2 separate regions of the Homo sapiens genome follow, and region 1 is linked to region 2. Evidence: chromatin loops called from intact Hi-C (ENCODE). Cell type or tissue: CD4-positive, alpha-beta T cell. All regions are shown on one strand. Region 1 overlaps FHIT (fragile histidine triad diadenosine triphosphatase). Region 2 overlaps FHIT (fragile histidine triad diadenosine triphosphatase).

Region 1 (2,500 bases), 170 kb before region 2:
TCACTTACAAAAGAGTTGCCTAGAATTTTCAAATTAAACTCCAAATAGCATCCTTTATTTAACTGCGATCAATTCAACATAAGACTGAAAATCAGAATAATAGAGGGTAGTTAGTGTTCATCTAGCACCAAGAGTAACTCAGAAATTAAATTAACAGTTTGTTAGTATAAATCTCCCTCGTTCTCTTTATGAGTACTAAATTAAAGTTCATCCTATATTTTTAAATCTGTTACAAGCAAAGAGACAATGAAATAATGAAAGTATAATGAAATAATTTTACTAATTCTTAATACATAACCATAGCAATGATTTTGTAAGTTTCCAAATATGGTTCAGCAGTGTGGACCAGCATGGCATGAAAATAAATTTAAGTGTGTTTTCCTTTTATAATTTTTATTACTGTGAAAGAAAATAATTAAGGTATTTAATATTCACAAGCAGTATCAGAGGCAAGAATACGAGTATGACATTACTGACGAAATCTGGAACATAACGCAAGTGTAATGTTGCTTTTTTTGGACCACGTGATATATCTGAATGCAACAAGGAAAGAAGCCAGAAACATGTTAGCAACGATTGGGAGGGTGAGTTGATGGTAGCATGTAGAGTCAAGCAAAGTCAGAGGCTGTGACAAACCATGCTGAATTAGCACATGCAGTTCCTCTTGGTCTGCCTCCCACCCACCTTTCCAACTGCAGTTCTTATCACTCCAACAACATCCCCAAAACTTGCAGGGTTCTAAAGTTTATATAGTCTTGGGGTATCTGTGTCCTTATTTACACCACAGCTGAGTCTAAAAGAACTTTCTGCAATGATGGAAATGATCTAATTCTGCACTGTCTATTGCTTCTGTATCGAGAAACTGAATTTTGCAAAGCATTTAATGTTAATTAACTTAAATTTAGCCACAGGCTGCCAAATTGCACAGCACAGCTCTAGACACCCTCCCTATAGTCTGCAAACTCCTGCTCGTCCTTCAAGACCCAATTCAAATGTCTCTTCCTCCAGAATCCCCTTCCTCTTCCTGTTCCCTAAATAGCAGGTTTCATGGCTTTAATGATAACCATTTATCACATTCTATTACAATCATTTTATGGTATGTTGGTCCTTCCAACTACATCAAGAATCTCTCAAGGGGACAGACTCTGCCTGACTCATCTCTAAATACTCAGTTCCGTGCTTGGCACATGAGAATTATTTGATAAATACTTGTTGGATGCTCAAGTGAAATAATGAAGCCATCTTTAGACATGAACAAATATAAGCACAGCTTACCAGAAAAGTTCTTCCCAGGGGAAGGTTTACTCCATTTATATAAGAAGCTGCAAACCAGATATAGCTTGAGCATCCCTAATCTGAAAATCTGAAATGCTCCAAATGCTCCAAAATCTGAAACTTTTTTTTTCTTTTTTTTTTTTGAGAGGGAATCTCACCCTGTTGCCCAGGCTGGAGTGCAGTGGCGCGATCTCGGCTCACTGCAAGCTCCGCCTCCCGGGTTCACGCCATTCTCCTGCCTCAGCCTCCCGAGTAGCTGGGACTACAGGCACCCGCCACCACGCCTGGCTAATTTTTTGTATTTTTTAGTAGAGACGGGGTTTCGCCGTGTTAGCCAGGATGGTCTCGATCTCCTGAACTTGTGATCTGCCCGCCTTGGCCTCCCAAAGTGCTGGGATTACAGGCATCAGCCACGGTGCCCAGCCCAAAATCTGAAACTTTTTGAGCACCGACATGATGCCACAACTGGAAAATTCCACATGTAGTGTTATGATGGGTCACAGTAAAAATGCAGTTAAAACTCTGTTTCATGGACAAAGTTATTTAAAATATTACATACAATTATCTTCAGGCTATTTGTACGAGGTCCATATAAGACATAAACAAATTTTGTGTTTAGACTTGGGTCCCATTCCCAAGATATCTCACTATGTATACGCAAATATTTCCCAATCCAAAAAAAATCTGACAACTGAACCACTTCTAGGCCCAAGCATTTCAGATAAGGGGCAGTCAATATGTATGACCTTCAGATTTGATAGTATTTCACCATATTTGTATATATGTGTGCGTGTGTATGTTTGTGTGTGTGTGTGTGTGTGTGTGTGTGTGTGTATTTGGTAGACACTGCTTACCAATGTTAAAAACAGATTTCCAACATTTCTTGAAACAAATATTAGATCTGGCAATTTTAGTCCCATATTTGGGCTTGGCAACAATGAACTAGAATGTAACAAGCAGCTGCATCATTTAGATAATAAATATCCTCTACAGAATCTTTTTTTTTCTTCTTTTTTTGGTACTTTTAGTCCACTGTTGTCATTTATGGTCTCTGTCTTTCTCCTGCAGCCATGTGACCTTACAACACCAGACAATGAATGAAGAGACAGAAATTTCAAGTTCAGACATTGATTTCTCACCGACATTAGTAAAATAACAACAGTGACAATAATAGCTGCAAAAACAACAATAATAATGGCTGGTAGTATTTATTGAACATGACATG
Region 2 (2,500 bases):
CAGATACATCACCATAGCATATGGAGATTTCTTTAACTAGAAAAAATAGTCCATCCAAATTCACATTGGTTGAGGAAGCCAGAACACTGACTTATCCATGTTTACCACAGCTCATCTGCCTTCCCTCCCTTAATAAAAGCAGAGGCCCAGAGTGACTGCCAAACAAAATCTACCTAAAAAACATGCCATTCAATTTTTTTAGAAGGCCATTGAAAGATAAGCAAATTAAATTAAAAGAAAGGAATGAAGAGATTTTCCTTCTGTCTGGTTGTTGAGAGAGAACATTTCTTGCATATCCAGCATTTGGCAATCTCTTAGCAAAATGGCAAATTCACAAACCCTTTAACCCAGCAAATGCATTGCTAAGAATTTGCCCTACAGATATACTTCCAAATAGTATGCCAGAATTTGTGCAAGAATGTCCTTTGTAGTATTGCCCATAAAAACAAACAAAAAAATGGAGAAGAAAACCCATATACCATCCATTGGGTTAAACGCGTTTTGATTTATCAATACAAAACAATATGTACAGCTATTAAGAATAATGAGGTAGGTCTGCTCTTCAAGATATACTATGCTTTGAAACAAGCTAAGTGTGAAGAATGTATATAATATGCCATTTAAGTAAAGATTTTAAAGGCTCCGTGTCGTTTTGTTTAGATGTCAACATGTGCATAATTTCTTTTTCTGAAAAGCTACAGAAGAAACTTCACAATGGTAATATTTGGAGGACAAGAGGCCAGCATGTCAGAGAAGAGAAGGAAAGGAAAGTTTTCATTTTCCTCTTATACCTTTCCTTCCTGCCTGAAGTTATAGGTATGGCTAATTTGATTTAAATCAATAATATTAATGAAACATAAAAGTAAAATAATTACCTAGTAATAATAAAACTATGTTGTTTATAACTCTTATTTGATGTTTGGATTCTCAGAATTTACTTCACTGAACTCCGAAATGGGTGGTATTTTTGAAATTTTTAGCTGCAATGAAAGAACACAGTATAACTGATGCACCCCACCCCCAACCAAACCACCCTCATACCTTGTCCACCACTGCCATCTCTATCTTGCATTTGAAAATATGCAGAGAAGACTCTGTTTCCATGCTACAGACAGTACTTCTAGAATTTTGACCGCATAGTAAACAGTCATTGTATCATCCACACCCTGAATGATGAGGGACAGGGACAGACAGAACCTACCTACCATGTGAGCAGCTCTAGAGCTGTCATAGCTATAGCTGACTCTAGCTCACAAAGCAGACATGAGGAAAAGCAAAGTTTGCATGTGCACATACACACAACACAAGCACACTGAGAATGAAGGAGAACAATGTGAGACTATACTGGTCAAAGAGTATTTAGGATCTGCCAAATAATCCAGTTTTGTTTGTATTTTCATTTACATCCCTTTCACCTTAACCATTTTCACAGTTATCAACTCTCTAATACACTGACACATGCTGTGTTAGGCACTTCGCAAGTATTATCTCATTTACTTCTCATTTAAAATGCCATTGGTTAATATCATAATCTTCCCATTGCATATGAAGAAATTGACACTTAAAGATATAACACTTACCCTACTCAAAGTCACACATCTACATCTAGCAAGTGGGAGGTGGCATTCAAACATAAACACAGCTGGCCTCAAAGGCACTATGACTCACTGTATTCATTCCTGATTCAAGTCTCATGCCTTGCCCTGAGACTGTTCTTTAGGACATAAATTGGGCAAAGAGCAATCAACTCACAAAAAGAGAAGACCTTCCAGACCAAAACTAGGAAGTTTGGAAAAATGAGAATCATGAAAATATGCGTATTACACATACAGCCAGGTTGAAGAAGACAGAAAGCATTAGAATGTGGAGGAACCTTATGAGCTAGAATGCTTAGTACTTAAAGAAATGTCTTTGGGATCAGCCATGCTCCTGGGATGAATCCTGACCTGGCCATGATCTAACTGTCACCTTAACCATGTCACCGAGAGGCTTAACCTGCACTTACTTCTTTCATCTGTAAAATGGATGGCATAATAGTGCCTGCTTCACAGAGGCATGGTGAGGGTTGAATAAGATCATGCACATTAAGTACCTAGGACCCAGTAACTCTCTGTAATTATGCTGTGTTTGAGATCATAAAGCTCTTAATCATTATAAAAGTACCTGAGAAATTCTGGAATGCTATAACAGGAAAACTTCTGAAAATATAGACTACCCCTAGGCAAGCCCTTTGTTTTACACAGCAAGAAAGTGAGACCTAATCAGTTAGAGGCAAGATGCTTCTCAAGTCAGTCTATTGAGTTTTTATTTTGCACTGAATTACACATCTACAGAGCTTCCTGTAGCAGGAAACTCTGCTCAGTTTGCCCATTGCTCATTCCTAACACCTTTTTCTCCTGCCTGTTCCCATCCCATGGCCAACTACTCATTCTCTCAGACCATCTTGAAGCCAGTGAAAATCTGCTGGGGAATACTCGGGGGAAGCATATGATTTTCCAGT

Evidence for each region. Peaks named below come from ENCODE experiments on the same cell type or tissue, not always from the same donor. Only the 100,000 strongest peaks of a DNase experiment are listed, where the experiment ranks them.
Region 1: a loop joins it to region 2, with 2.3 times the contacts of the local background. A loop is called at or near these places in 1 of 110 quality-filtered maps.

The regions. Positions count from the first base shown.
Region 1 is chr3:59,896,367-59,898,866 of GRCh38, forward strand. All of the region lies in intron 8 of FHIT (fragile histidine triad diadenosine triphosphatase), which reads right to left. It overlaps LOC105377113 (a long non-coding RNA gene), which reads left to right. Exons shown (of 3, transcript XR_007095936.1): 3 at 1-2,500. Among named protein-coding and RNA genes, the nearest start is that of MIR548BB, 720 kb to the right of the region's middle. In CD4-positive, alpha-beta T cell, no CTCF peak of the experiment used is centred here; no DNase peak of the experiment used is centred here.
Region 2 is chr3:60,063,363-60,065,862 of GRCh38, forward strand. All of the region lies in intron 5 of FHIT (fragile histidine triad diadenosine triphosphatase), which reads right to left. Among named protein-coding and RNA genes, the nearest start is that of MIR548BB, 550 kb to the right of the region's middle. In CD4-positive, alpha-beta T cell, no CTCF peak of the experiment used is centred here; DNase peaks (open chromatin) are centred at 1,049 and 1,649; H3K27ac peaks cover 688 bases.